Regions from separate parts of the Homo sapiens genome. Here regions 1, 2, 3 and 5 are each linked to region 4. A link is a contact called in ENCODE Hi-C or POLR2A ChIA-PET data. All regions are on one chromosome and are shown on one strand. Each heading gives the region's core, a stretch centred on a gene start or an enhancer-like site at or near the end of the contact. The rest is flanking DNA. Distances are from core to core; before and after follow the strand shown.

Region 1 (2,700 bases), core at 2-2,501, 3.1 Mb before region 4:
ACAAACACGTGAATTTCTAAACAAATGAATAAACAAGTAATTGTCTGATGGATGTGAGAAATGTCCTCCTTCCCCATATCCCCCTCTTTTAACAACTTGACTCTCTAATTTTTCACAAGACAAAGTATCATTCACTACTCTCTCTGTTCTGTGTTCCCTGTGGAGCAGTGCCTGGACCTTGGCTCTTTCCTTTCCTTGTAGACAAAGCAGCCTGTGGCTTCTTATCATGCTGATTACCCAAATTCACTGCTGTCTTTCCTCCACACCCTCTTCTATTTCCAATATATGAATGCATATTTATAGCATTAATGAAATCAAGCATACGAGGGCACTGAAAGGAAAGGAGATGAGTATCGAAACCCACACTGCAAGTATCAACAGGCAAAAATTAAGAGAACATTTCATCAATTTGAGGCACAAATAAATGTGACCATTCTGCATTTTCAATTTATTTTTTAATGTTGATTCTTGGCCCATGAAAGTACCAATTACAGTTTATACAGAACAGTAATCATCAGCTTCTCATAACAGAAACTCAAAGTTCATGTATTGTTACATACTTTCTTTTTTCTTTTTGCATACAAGTAGAAGCAGCAAGATCTCCAATTTCATTGTGGGGTTTCAGATTCCACAGTGTCTTTTACATTTTATCAATTTCTAAATTCTAACTCTTCTTGATTTTATCTTGTTTAGATGTTACAAATTTTTCTGCCTCAATTTACTCTATATTTATGCCCAAATTCCAAAGCCCATTTTTATTGCCTTTGTCTCTCTCTTTTAAGGTTTTTTTTAGTTTCATTTTATTTTTAATTGACGCATAATAATTGTATATATTTTTGGGGTACAATGTGACGTTTCAATACATGTATACATTGTGTGATGATCAAATCAGGATAATTAGCCCATCTATTACCTCAAAACTTTACTATTTCTTTGTGATGAGAATATTCAAAATTCTCTCTTCTAGCTATTTTGAAATATGCATTATTGTTAACTATACACACCCTACTGCAGAATAGAATACCAGAACTGGTTCTTCCTAGCTATTGTAACTTCATACCTTTTAACTAACGTCTCGCCATGCTCCCCTTCTTAAGATTCTGATTGAAGGGAAGGATGCTAAACTTTCCACGAAAGTGCCTCGCCTAATTCGTGCTGAAGGGAAACTGAAACCTAAGTGCTTCTGAGAGGAGAAAGGAAACCGAAACTCCCGCCGGATGCATAAAAGACTGGCTGCGGTGGCTCAGAGCGCCGAGTCCTAGGCCAGGTCTGGGGTAACCTGGAACTTCCACCTGGGCTCTGCGCTAGGTCTCTGTTTCACTCCCTCCCCGCGGGGCGCGCAGCTCGCGGGTCTTTGGACACCACCGGTCCTGAGTCCGCGGTGAGGAGCCGGGGATGTCCCTTGGGAAGAGCCTGGGGCGGAGCTGTCTAGCGGGAGTTCTAGGTCTTCTTCAACGGACCGGACAGGGAGGTGGCCCAGGAGTGCTGGGCTCGGGGCGCGGGAATCTGGGGAACCTCCTGGGATCGCAAGGCCGTGGCGCACGGGCCCCCTGCTGGCCCGGAAGGCCGGGCGTGGGGAGGGGCGGAGGAAAGGGACAACCGCGAAAGGCCTGAAGTCTGAGACAGAGAGGAGTGCTTAGTTAGGCATTTAAGGAGTCCCCGTCAAAGGTGGGAGCTGGGTAATGGAGGTTGAGGAGAAATTAAGGGACATCATATCTAAGCACAGCCAGTAAAACCTGTACATTGACAGCAGCAAGAAGCTTCCACCTTCAATCCCTGCTCCAGACTTGTAGAATCAGAATCTGCGTTTATTAATAAGATTCCCCCAGGTAATTTCTGTGCACCCTTAAATTTCAGTGGCTTAAGACAATAGAAATTTATTTCCTACTCCAGTAACTTAATTTATTCCTGGTCAAGGGGCAGGTATAGTGGCTTAAAACATTACAAGTTTATTATTTTACAATTGCTGTGGATCAGAAGCCCAGGCATGGGTAAAGTGAGTTCTCTGTTCAGCATCTCATCGAGCTGAAATCAAGGTGTCAGAGCTGTGGCCTCATGGGACACCATGGATGCTCATTCAGGTTGTTGGAAGAATTCAGTTTCTTGCAGCTAAAGGACTGAGGTTACCTGCTTTCTTGCTGGCTGTTGGCTGGGGGTTCCCATGTCTTTAGATTTCACCCTGAGATCTTAGCTACAGTGGCCTTCTCACAACAAGGTGGCTTATACCGTTAAAGAAGGTATAGGGTACCTTTAAAGAAGGTATAAGCCTCTTTGGGGGAATCTCCCGAGTCTACTATGATGAAGTCTTACATAATATAACCGAATCATTAAAGAGACTATGCCATTAAATTCACAGGTCCTGTCCACACTCAAGGGGAGAGGGTTATACCGGGTACTGGAAGCCATTTTAACCCACCAGCTCTTCTCCAGGCAGGGTTTCAGGAGCTTGATGCCTTTCATCAAGTAGCTCCACCATTCTGTTCCAATACAGAATCCATGATTTCCTTTCCCTTCCCTTGCCCCCATTTTTTTCCTCTTTACCTCCCCTTTGCGCCTTTCCTCTTCCCTCCTTTTTTCTCTTTTCCATTTCTCTTCCTCCCTTCTTCTTTTCTTCTTCCTTTTTAAGATTGTTTGAATCAGAATATGGTTCTGACACTACTGTGATTGGAGGATAAGCCTTATAAGGTTCTTGCAATTTCT
Region 2 (2,754 bases), core at 202-2,701, 3.3 Mb before region 4:
GTGGGAAGTGGGATGTGTGGAGTTAACATCTAGGGAATCCCCACCTGATACATCTATATCTTTAAGAGAGAAAAACAACAGCAGACAGTCAATTATATTAAGAACATGTAGGGCCCACTTCTACAACCAAAAGAGGAAATCCCCATTAAATTGTATGTGCTTTGGGGGAGGAATAATGACACTGTAGTATTTAAAAGAACTGGAATGAGATAATATATACAGAGAATATTGTAGATATTATCTTTGGAATTAAATTTTGAAGTCTTGGCTACCATTAACTACCTGTAGGGTCATCGACAAGTAATTGAATTCTCTAAGCCTTATTTACCTCATCCATAAAATAGCAACAGTAAAGTTGCTCATGGGATTTCTGTGAGATTTAATGTGATAATACATGTTAAGGGCTTAGCCTATTGCCTGGCACATAAAAAGCTCAATGAATGCTTTTACAGCAAAGCCCAATTTTCTGCTGCTAGCAAATGCATTCTTATGATACAAAGGTCCAGTATCAGATGCTAGAGAGGAATTCATCTGAGATGAACTCATGACTTAATCATGAGTCATTTCAGGTTCTTTCTCAATGTCATCCTCATTGAGAAAGAGAATCATAACTATTTTCAACCAAACATAAAATTAAAGAAAAATCCTGACAGAAGTGAGCAATGTTTTCACCTCCTTTTCGAAGCCACTTTATATTCCAGAGTCTGAGAAAAAACTTTGTTCTTCTGGGCTCTTTCTATTGTGAACAAGTCACTTCCACCCTTTCCTTTTCTTGAAGACAGAACTTCCGGTTTCGATTTCTCTCCATTTATTACCCCATGCCGTTACTGGGGCACCCTCACCACCACCTTGAATCTCAATATATTCTGCACATGCATAACGTCATGGAATTAAGCGTCTGGAGCACTAAAGACCATGATGGGCTGGGGTTGAAACTCGAATTTCAAACATTAATGAGCTTGATGACAAAACTAAAGAGCATTCTTCTTCTCAATTTAAATTCTCTGTGATAGATGATTGGTCTTTCAAATGTTCACACTGGACAGTTATACTATTGGAAATTTTTCATAAAATGAACTTCTTAGGACAGAAACTCAAAGCCCCTAATCCTTTTTTACTCCATTTTTGCCTGTCCAGTACCTTGCCAGAAAAGAAAAACGCCACACCTCACCGCAGACTTTCATAGTGCTTAGCGTGCTGCATTTACTCTCAGCCTCAATTCCTTGTTTAGAGTCCCAGATTTCTCTGCTTTCTTTCCCTTTACAATTACATGCATGTCCCAGATAGCATATCATCGCTTCTACTATTACTTCCCTAAGATTCTCAGAGTAAACCAATGCAGACCTATATTCTACCTCCAGAAAACTGCGGAAATCGAAAAGGCCTCGCGGTGGAGAAAAGAAACCGAAACTAACTCCCTAGATAAAAACTCAGGCGCTGGCTGCTGTGTGGCTCAGAGCGCCCAGTCCGACGCCAGGCTCTGCGCTCGGTCTCCTCTGCTCCACCTCCTCCCCGCGGGGCGTGCAGCTCCGAAGCTCTTTGGACCTAGCAGGTTCGGCGGCCGGGGTGAGGATTGCGGGTGACGTCGGGTGTCGCTAGGGACCCTGGAGCGGAGCTGTCCCGCGGGGGTTCTAGGATTCCTTCAACATCCAGATGGACCGGGCGGGGAGGTGGCCTGGTGGCTTCGTGCGCGCCGGGCGAGGGAAGCTGGGGCGCCCACTGGGCTCGGGCGGCAGCTTCGCGGAGAGGTAGGGAAGAGGGACAACCACCGTGAGAGAGGAGAGTGCTCAGGCATTTAACGGGTCCTCTGCACCCGAGGGGGCCTGGGGATCTGGGGTGCTGAGGAGAAAGTAAGGGTCACCACATCTGAGCACAGCCATTCGAACCTGGACATTGACAGGCAGCAAGCCGCTTCCCTTTTTTCCGTCTTGTATTTAAGCTTTTTTTTTTTTTTTTTTTTTGAGTCAGTCTCGCTCTGTCGCCCAGGCTGGAGTGCAGTGGCGTTATCTCTGCTCACTGCAACCTCCACCTTCCGGGTTCACGCTATTCTCCTGCCTCAACCTCCCGAGTAGCTGGGACTACAGGCACCCGCCACCACGCCCGGCTAATTTTTTTTTATTTTTTATTTTTTATTTTTAGTAGAGACGGGGTTTCACCATGTTAGGCCAGGATGGTCTCGATCTCCTGACCTCGTGACCCGCCCGCCTAGGCCGCCCAAAGTGCTGGGATTACAGGCGTGAGCCACCGCGCCCGGCCGGATTTAAGCTCTTAATAGCGGAAATAAGGTTTTACTATTTCTCTGGAAAGGTACTTTGTTCTTTTTTCCCGCTTCTCTTTTGTTTACAAAGTTACATTGATAAATTTATAATAAACTTCTCAAGGTTTTCCATAATCAAAGAAGCTGACATCATCCGTGATGGGGCCTTAAGGATTATGAAAGCTCCTAATGACTGCTAGAAAAAGCGGTCAGAACCAAACAGAAGCAAGTCCTTTAAAGACACAATAAGAAGTCCAAACCATAACATCAACGACATACAGACCTTCATGATTTCGAGTGTTCTCCTGAAAACAGTAACATACCATTCAATCTAAGATTTGCAGTTTGAAGTTTGGTGGAACTCAGGTGCTGAGAGTTGAGGGTACTAAAATAAATGAGGGTGAGTTATGCTTCCAAGGCTCTTCGCCTTCTATCCCAAAGATATTGGGGATAGTTTAGTGTGAATCCTTCCTGATACTCTACAAAGAGACAAGTTT
Region 3 (2,700 bases), core at 163-2,662, 4.8 Mb before region 4:
ATACGACAGATCCCACGCACCCACCCACCAACATGGCCCTTGGCATGGGCGACCTGCCCACGTGTCGATGCAATCGTGCCTCTCTAGAGCCCTGCTTCCATCCGTTTCCCGAGCTTCGATGTCGTGACGAGAGACCGCGGCTACATCAACCTTGGGCAACCAGATGCAGCCGCGTGCGGCAGCCTGGCACTGCCCGGAGCATGCTCAGTCGGGTCCTGACCCACTTCTGCAGGTCCGACCTCGGGGCGTGGGGTCAGAGGCACTACTTTGCCAGTTTGCCAGGAACAGAGAGGAGCAGAGAGACTGAGAGTTGCTAAAGCTCCTCTCTTGGCACAGCAATGCCTGACCCGGCGGCGGAACATGCCCAGTCTGGCTGCCGGAGCCGCCGGGAGCGTCAATGTGGAAAGTCCACCTTTCCGGGTTTTCGCAGCAACCCACCGGGAAGAGGGCGGTACGGGAGTAAAAAGGCCGGAGTGGGGTGTGGCCAAGAGGGCGGGCACTAAAAAGCCGGGGGAAGGAGCCTGGTCCCGCCCCAGAAATTGAGAGTCTCTGTTCTCTTTTAAAATTAAAAAAAAAAAAAAAAAAAGGGAGATAAGGAGGAGAAGAAGCCACTAACATTGCAGGATCGTGTAGCGAAACTTCTGTAGGTACTTAATAATTTTAGAGTACTCTACTTTTTAATTAAAAAATCAACTTATGGTTCATTAGAAAAAACGTGGAAATTACAAATAATATTTTTAAAGAAAATGAAAAAAAAATTCCTGGAACCCCACCACTCAGAAAGTCACCAGGGAACGGCCCGCTGGGTTTTTTTCCAGACTCTTCCATCTGTGGACTTTGCTTTAAGAGACGTTTAAGACTTACAGCGCAGTCGCCCGGGAAGGCCTGAGAAGCTTTCGGAAGCAAGGTGGTTTGCTCGTGATTGCATTTGATTGCAAGGAGACAGGGTAGGCTTGGGGGTGGGTTGACTGGTTCCCATTTAGCGCCCCAGGATGGGACCCTAAGAAGCCTTTTCCTGGGTGTCCTTGAACACGCGTGCGATGCGACGCCCACAGAAGTTGCGGTGGAAGCCCCGGGCGGGAGAGAGAGCGGAGTGAGAGTCCCGCGCTGCCGCGGAGGCCCTGGGCCTGCGGGTGTGGGGCTCTGGGGGCCGCCGAGGCCCGGCCCAGAGGCTGAGCGGACTGAATGCGGGACTCCCCGGCAACTACAGCCTCCGGTGGCTCCTCCGCGGGGCCGCTCCGCAGCACCGACTGGCTCGCGCCGCACCGCCCGCCCCGCTGCCCCCGCCCGCGGCTGCCGCGAAAACCCGGCGGCTACACCCGCGCCTCCGCGCCGCCCGGCGAGCCGCACTGGGCATGCTCGGCCCCGGCCGGCCCAGGCTCCTGTAGGTGGGAAGCTCCGCGCTCCCGGCAGCCGGCGGCGCAGCTCGCAACGCTGTGAGGCGCCGGCGGAGGCGGCTCGCCCGCAGTAGGCGCTACCGGGCGTCCGGCGCAGAGTGCGGCGCAGCGGCCGCTGTCGGGCTGGCCATGGCGAGGGGTGCACGGCGGCCACCTGAGTGGCGCGGCGGTGTCAGGTTAGCGGGGGCCCCCGGCGGGCCGGGGCGGAGGGGCACGGGTGGGAGCCAGCCCCGCACCGGGTCGGCGGCCGAGTCGGCGCCGGGGCCGCCGAACTTTCGGGTGTTTGGGCTGGCTGAGACTGCGGCGGAGGCTGCGCTGCGAGACGCCGCAGGGTCCGGGCAGCGGGCTCCAGGGGGTCGCAGGATGCTTCGAGATCCGTGCGGGGCGGGGGCTGGCCGTTTGGGGACTGCCGCATCCTGGGCTCGAACCGTAACCTTCCGAGGGCGAGGAGCGCGGAATCCACTGCCAGCTGCCGGCGAGCCTCCTAGGTGTCGTGGGGGAAGGGGACGCCGAACAGCCGTGGGGGCTTTCGCTGGGCTCTGGATCTCTCTCATCGCTGTGCCTCAGTTTACCCGGACAGGGAGGAGCGTGCGCTGGCCAGGGCTCCGGAGAACGTGAATGCGGGTTCCGCGTCGGGAGGGCGCCGTGTCCTGATGCCGCAGGAGTGCGGGCGGCTGTGGGTGCTGCGAGCCGCCGCCTCGCTACTGAAGCTCTCGGAGTTTGTCGCATTTGACTCCATAACAAGTTGACATCGAATTGCTTCATGGCGTGGAATGGGGAAACGTGCTTCATCGGATTAAAATACAGAGTGATTGCAGAACCGATTTATTTTAAGCTTGATCATTAAGCTGTCTTCTCCAGCCCTGAAAAAAAAACTTGCAAGCTTTATAAAGCAAGGTAGCAAAAAAAGGTTTGTAGGTGTATTATCTGCTCACATTGTAGAAAACAGTTAAGATACGATCGAACTGTCATTATTTTTAAGGATACTTAGCAGAAAAGTTTGGTTACTGTGGCAATCTTTATTTTGCGTTATCTTCGATTTAATGTTAAAAACTTGGAAACCGAGCATTGCAGAAGCTCAGTGTTTTTTGTAGTTTTCTCACTTTTGTTTCTAGATGAAACACATTTTTTTCAGTTGCTACTATGCTGAACATAGTAAAATCCTTCAAGATGAAATACAAGATGGAAAAAAATGTCGTTTCATGAGACCGTAAGTTATAACAGTGTAGTTCTTCTGACATTTTACTTACACAGAAAGTGCAATTTGTAGGTCCCAGTGTGGTTTCTACAGTTGTTTATTCCT
Region 4 (2,700 bases), core at 94-2,593:
GTACAATCGGCATGGAGTGAAGCTTGCCAAATTTGACCGGAGAACGACAAGCCTCCATGAATAAGCTCTCATGAAAAGGTAAACCATTCTTCAGGATGAGGTTTGTCTGCGATTTGAAAAGTCAGATTCAAAGGACTCTTGTTCCTTCCTAAGAGAAGAGGGAACCAAAATTGAAATTTTCGAAACTCCTGGGTATTTACAGTTCACTTTTACCAAGATGTTTTTAAAACTAAAAACTAAAATTTAAAAAAAAAACCCTTGTTCTGAATAATGCAATAATGTCTTCTACATAATGTTTCAGCTATTATTTCTAGAAAGTAATTCTGTTGCCAGTGATCTTGAATGTACTTGGGTACCAAAGAAAAAAGACACCTGTGCCTGGCAGGTCGATACGCTACTAATTTGCCCGAGGTACGAACGAAACAGAAGATGCTGATTTCTGGATAAAACGTTCTGCAGTGCCAGGTAAAAGAGGTCACATGCCCTGAACGGCCGCCGCTCATTTAGAGTGATGCAAAAGCTCCTCAGATATTAATTTTGTTAGAAATTCGGGGAATCAAGCAACCTAAGATCAATTCATTTAGACAGCGGGTGACTGGTACTTTCCAGTTTCCTTTTTTCAACGGACTCAGTGCATCCTAGCCTGATCTCTTATAAAGGGGTAGGCAAACTCGGCACCAGGTGCCCATGCATTTCAGGGAGGTACACACAGGACCTGCAGGGTCACCCATGCACAGCCCCACCCCGAATCTTCTATCCGCCCGAGATGGGGAAGACCCTTCCCCAGAAATCCTGGGCAGCGTTTTAAGTCACCGCCTGGCCAGGCTGAGTTTCCGTCCGCGTCCGCTCAGGACTGCGGGCACAGCGCCTCGTCACGCCCCGCATCTCCCACCTCCCGCCGGCCCCGGCGGCTGTCCCCAGAGCTGCGCCCGCGGCCGGCGACACGCGCCGCAGCGGCGCGCTTATCCGCAGCGGCGCAGCCCGCCCGCCCGCTCACTCACGCGGGAGGCAGCGGCGGCGTCTCCATTGTGGCTCCTCTCGGGCTTCAGAACGCAGGCACCGACCAACACAGCCAGCACCATTCCAGCCGCGGACGCCGGCACTGCCCGCCCGCCGAGCCGCGTTCCATCCGCCCCGGAGGGGGCGCCGCGCTCTCCTCACCGCGCGCCACCACCTGCGGCGGCGGCCCCCGCGGCCATGGCCCGCTCGGCCGGGCGCGCTCCGTCTACTGCGCGGCTCCCGCGCTCGCCCGAGTGCGGGGCGGCGGCGACGGGACCGGCGGGCGCGCGGGCTCGGCCACTTCCGGGTTCGGCCCCGGCCGGCGCCGACGCTGTGACGGGACTGCGATGCGGCCTCCCGCGGCGGCCGAGTACCCCTCCCTCGGCGCCTCCCCTTCCTCCTGCTGCTGCTGCTGCCGCTGCCGCTGCCGCTTCTGCTTCTGGAGGCGGGCGGGCGGGCGCCAGCCGGGTGCGGGGCGGGCGTGCCCAGACGCTGGCCCGCAGGCCGGGACGCGGGCGGCGGCCGCCCACAGCGGGTCTCTGGATCGCCGGGACGGGGGCGCTGGAAAATGGGAGCGGAGGGGGTTCTCCGTGCAGAAAAAGGGCGGCCGAACGCACGGCGTAATAATGCTCGGTATCCACTTGCTGCTCTGCTTCGCGGGCGTGTACACGTTATTCTTTTCATTTGTGCCTGTACCCAGGGAGATGGGAAGGGTAGGCATAACCAACCAGTGTCCTTACAAAGGGTGGCACTGAGGCAAGAAGAAGTGATTTGCCTGTCCAGTGTCCCAGGCAGGAAGCAGGCTCTCCCTCCTCAGTATGCTAGCCATTCCTTGGACAAGTGAAGTGAGCACCTGCTAAGCAAGGTTTTAGTGCTGCGGCTGTGACAGCAAAACCAAGTCTTTCTGCTTGTGGAGCTGTCCATCTAGACGGGGTGACGGAAACAGTAAGTGATGCTTACCATGAAGAAACATAAATGAGGATGAGGAGAGGGAAAGAGATTTTAGAAAGAGTGGTCAGAGAAGGCCTCTCAAAAGGCATGAGTTAAAGAGATGGAATAACAGGGGCTTTGAGTAATGCAAAGAATGCCTAGGGCAGAGGGAAGAGCAGCGTGGAGACTGCTAAGCAAGATCCTGCCTGCCTTGTTGAGGAACGGGAAGGAGAACAGTGCAGCTGGTGGTTCTCCAAGTATGCCCGCTGGAAGCAGTAGCACCTGCGAACTTGTTAGAGATGCGAATTTTCCAGTCCCACTTTAGCCCTACTGAACCAGAAACTCTGGGGGTGGGGCCCAGCAGCGTGTGCTTTAACAAGCTTTCCAGATGATGCTTGCTGGGGCCGCGAGGGTGGGAGACCCTCTAATGAAGCAGAGTGAGGTCAGGAGGACGGCGGCAGGAATGGGTGTGGCGAGGAGTAATCACAGATCACCCAGGCCTTGCAGGCCGTGATAAAGGACTTGGCTTTTACTGAGATTAGAAGCAATTAGAAAGTGGTGAGTAGCTTGATCTGATCATTAAAAGGATGACTTTTCTGGGATTTGTTTGAAAATATCCCACAAAAAGAAGGACAGAGGTCGGGCGCCGTGGCTCACGCCTGTAATCCCAGCACTTTGGGAGGCCGAGGCGGGCCGATCACCTGAGGTCGGGAGTTCGAGATCCGCCTGACCAACATGGAGAAACCCCGTCTCTACTAAAAATACAAAAAA
Region 5 (2,726 bases), core at 202-2,701, 4.4 Mb before region 4:
GAAACCCCAAAGCACTCTTGTTTAAAAATAAAAAAAAAAATCAATTGTACAGGGGTATATAAACCAGAAAGGGAAATCAGGTAATCTTCTTAGGTAACCTGCTTTATTTACTCATCAATATATCAATGGTATCTTTGTATGTCAATAAAGTAGATCTTGATTACTCTTTTAAATGGCTTTAGAGTATTTCATTGTTTGGATATATTATAATTTAATCAATTCTTTATTGTTATACATTTACAGTATTTCTAGTTTTTCTGGTTATAAACAATAACGGTTATCCTTGTATATAAATCATTGCTCACTTGTTCCAGAAGTTAAATTGCTGAGTCAAAGGATATGCATACTGCTAGCATACCTTCTAGAAAGACTGTAGCAGTTTGTAGTCCTACCAATAGTTTATGACATGAGCCTAAAGAATTATCTAAGGAGGTTAGCTGACTAGCCATTCTTCCTGTAAGCAGCAAAAAGAATTTGCTTAGATTAGTAATTGGCAACATTTCACTTCACTTTGATGTACAAAAGGATGTGGGTAGAACTACAATTGTGCATTCAGACATGATAATTCCTACTAACTGGGGGTAGGAGGGCCCACAGGAGTGTAGACTAGAAGTAGAAAGAATGAGGAAAATAAGTCTTTTGTAGCTGTATGGCGATTGAAGAGGAGATAAAACAAACTCTCCAGCTTTTCAGGTTGGGTGACTTGCAGCGCCATCGTCTGGCAAAGCCGCCAAAATCTTTCAATGTCCCTAGGAATAAAGTTGCCCTGAGTAGGGCCACTCAGGATGACGCCAGATGATATCCCTTATTATAGTTTTAGGGGAATCTCTTCCTACCTTCGCCAGTCCTGCAGTGAAAAAATGTACTTAGACTGCTGTACATTTCCAAACCCTTCAACATACAGACAAGTAATTTATACATACATTAGATGTAAAGGTGTAGAAAACCCCATACAGCTTTTTAAAAATATCTCAAGACTTAAACATTCTTCTGTTTCAACCATCCAAGATATAATAGGAAAAGACTTGCTTTTTAAAGCAAAATTGCTCTTTAAAATGTGGCATCCCTAAGTAGTGCGCTTTCATGTAAAATAAAAAAGTCCCTTTCTCGGTGTAGTAGCTGTGGGAAAATTTTATATGCTTTATATTCCAAATTGGTTTCAACTAGTGAGTTCTCTCCCGCATCTCTGCATGACTCTTAACAGCTTTACACTCTCTCCATCCTTTTCATCTCTCCCGTCTCGTCCTTTCTGTCTTCCCGCCTGCAGAGCCCGCCCCTCCCGTCCCTTCGCACAGCACCCCGCCCGCCCCTTCGCACAGCACCCCGCCCGACCCTACGGTTCTAGCCCAGCCTCACTGCTCCTTCCCAGCCGCCTCCGCTGCGTGCCGCCTTCCACGCGCTGACGTCACACGCCAGCGCCGGTGACGCGCCGGCCGCTCTCCCTTAGTCCGCATTCGCTCCAGGGTTTTGGGACCCTAGGTTGCGGAGTCCTTACCCTACCCTGGCCTCTCGAGCAGTTGTCCCCATAACTCGGAATCTAGAGCCGCTGTTGCGAGGCAGGAGCACGTGGCAGTCAAGTAGCTTCCCAGTCCCGAACGCCGCCCGTCCCCACCCCGCCGTGGCCACTAGCAACGACCTCTGTGAAGTTGGAGAGGCGGTAACGGAGGCACTCCCCCTGCTGCACCCCGCCGTTTCTACGGGGCTCAGAAACCAGTTTGTTTGTTTCGTCGGGGTAGTGTCGACCTGTCTTACGGGCGTCGCCCGAGACAGGACGGAGTCAAACCCGTGGTATCAACTGAAGACGAGTGTCAGGTGTGGAGAGTCTCAGTGCCCCCTTTCAGTCTGGACTGTGAGCTGCTGCTGGTTAGACAGTCTTGGTTTCTCTTTCAGGATGTCATTTTCAAAATGCGGGATGGTACCTCTGCTTTATTAAGCCCCGTAGGAAGACTGCCACACCTAGACTGATGCTTATTAGTCATCACCGTTATTCCTACTAACGTCCTGTGTCACTGAGGTGAGTTCCACTTGGGGGAAGGAATGACATGCAAAATGGTAAAAATCATCCTGGAAATGAGATGTGCGTAGAACTGCTTATATTGAGATTACACAGATACCTTAAGTGTTTGCAGGGAAAATACCTTAATCTCATTTAAATGTTAATTCTCTAAGACACTCTGTATTAACAAAGCGATTCTTGGACATTACGGTATTTTTAAAAACTAGAGCGGTAATGGGATTAAAATAATAGGAATCTTAGTATGGATAAGCAAGCATTTGCATTGCTTATGTTGTGTCCAATCTTAAATTACTGATAAATTTTAATTAGGAAGCGAATATGAGTAGTAGTTAGCTGGTTACCCTGTAATCTTAGATTTCTGTTTCCATGATTTGACACAGTTTCCATATGTAAGGCATTAATTGTTGTACTACTTTAAGAGTTTATCATAACTTTTTTTGCAGGCCTATTTTTTGTTCTTTAAGATCTGCTTTAGGAAGCAGAAATATTTTTTATTGCCTTGGTATGTTTCATTAGAAATGTTTATGAAGGATTAAAAGTGGCATCCAATCTAAGTTAATGACCTTTTTTTATGATGCAGCAGTATTGTAGAGCTGATGGAGGGGAGCCAAATTTGGAGAGAAGTAACTCCTTGTTTCTAGTTTACATTTGTCTGGTTTTAGAGGTTCTACAGATCTGTTTCACTTAAAATATCCATTGTTCTAGGTGA

What was found. A loop is a pair of places that touch in the nucleus more often than their neighbours do. ChIA-PET counts read pairs that join two places held with the same protein, here RNA polymerase II (POLR2A). Pooled maps may share reads with other maps.
Region 1: a pooled map shows a loop between it and region 4 (4-fold over the local background). The contact joins the promoter of DDX60 here to the promoter of KLHL2 in region 4. A Hi-C loop is called at or near these places in 6 of 50 pooled maps.
Region 2: a map of CD4-positive, alpha-beta memory T cell shows a loop between it and region 4 (11-fold over the local background). The contact joins the promoter of DDX60L here to the promoter of KLHL2 in region 4. A Hi-C loop is called at or near these places in 1 of 168 maps with a recorded cell type or tissue (CD4-positive, alpha-beta memory T cell) and 6 of 50 pooled maps. POLR2A ChIA-PET finds 5 or more read pairs at or near these places in 1 of 52 experiments (activated T-cell).
Region 3: a pooled map shows a loop between it and region 4 (4-fold over the local background). The contact joins the promoter of MFAP3L here to the promoter of KLHL2 in region 4. A Hi-C loop is called at or near these places in 4 of 50 pooled maps.
Region 5: a loop to region 4 is called in a pooled map, with 4 times the contacts of the local background. The contact joins the promoter of NEK1 here to the promoter of KLHL2 in region 4. A Hi-C loop is called at or near these places in 9 of 50 pooled maps.

The regions. Positions count from the first base shown.
Region 1 is chr4:168,317,303-168,320,002 of GRCh38, reverse strand. DDX60 (DExD/H-box helicase 60) reads left to right here and starts at 1,251. Exons shown (of 38, transcript NM_017631.6): 1 at 1,251-1,381. RefSeq lists an enhancer at 988-1,317.
Region 2 is chr4:168,479,189-168,481,942 of GRCh38, reverse strand. It overlaps DDX60L (DExD/H-box 60 like), which reads left to right and starts at 1,451. Exons shown (of 38, transcript NM_001012967.3): 1 at 1,451-1,566. RefSeq lists an enhancer at 1,193-1,432.
Region 3 is chr4:170,025,107-170,027,806 of GRCh38, reverse strand. MFAP3L (microfibril associated protein 3 like) reads left to right here and starts at 1,412. Exons shown (of 3, transcript NM_021647.8): 1 at 1,412-1,573. RefSeq lists enhancers at 187-326, 316-1,035 and silencers at 507-576, 1,035-1,434, 1,515-1,604.
Region 4 is chr4:165,206,204-165,208,903 of GRCh38, reverse strand. KLHL2 (kelch like family member 2) reads right to left here and starts at 1,343. Exons shown (of 15, transcript NM_007246.4): 1 at 1,002-1,343. The coding sequence starts at 1,027. RefSeq lists a silencer at 1,042-1,691 and an enhancer at 1,222-1,722.
Region 5 is chr4:169,611,308-169,614,033 of GRCh38, reverse strand. NEK1 (NIMA related kinase 1) reads left to right here and starts at 1,451. Exons shown (of 36, transcript NM_001199397.3): 1 at 1,451-1,812; 2 at 1,891-2,014. RefSeq lists enhancers at 1,379-1,438, 1,859-1,978.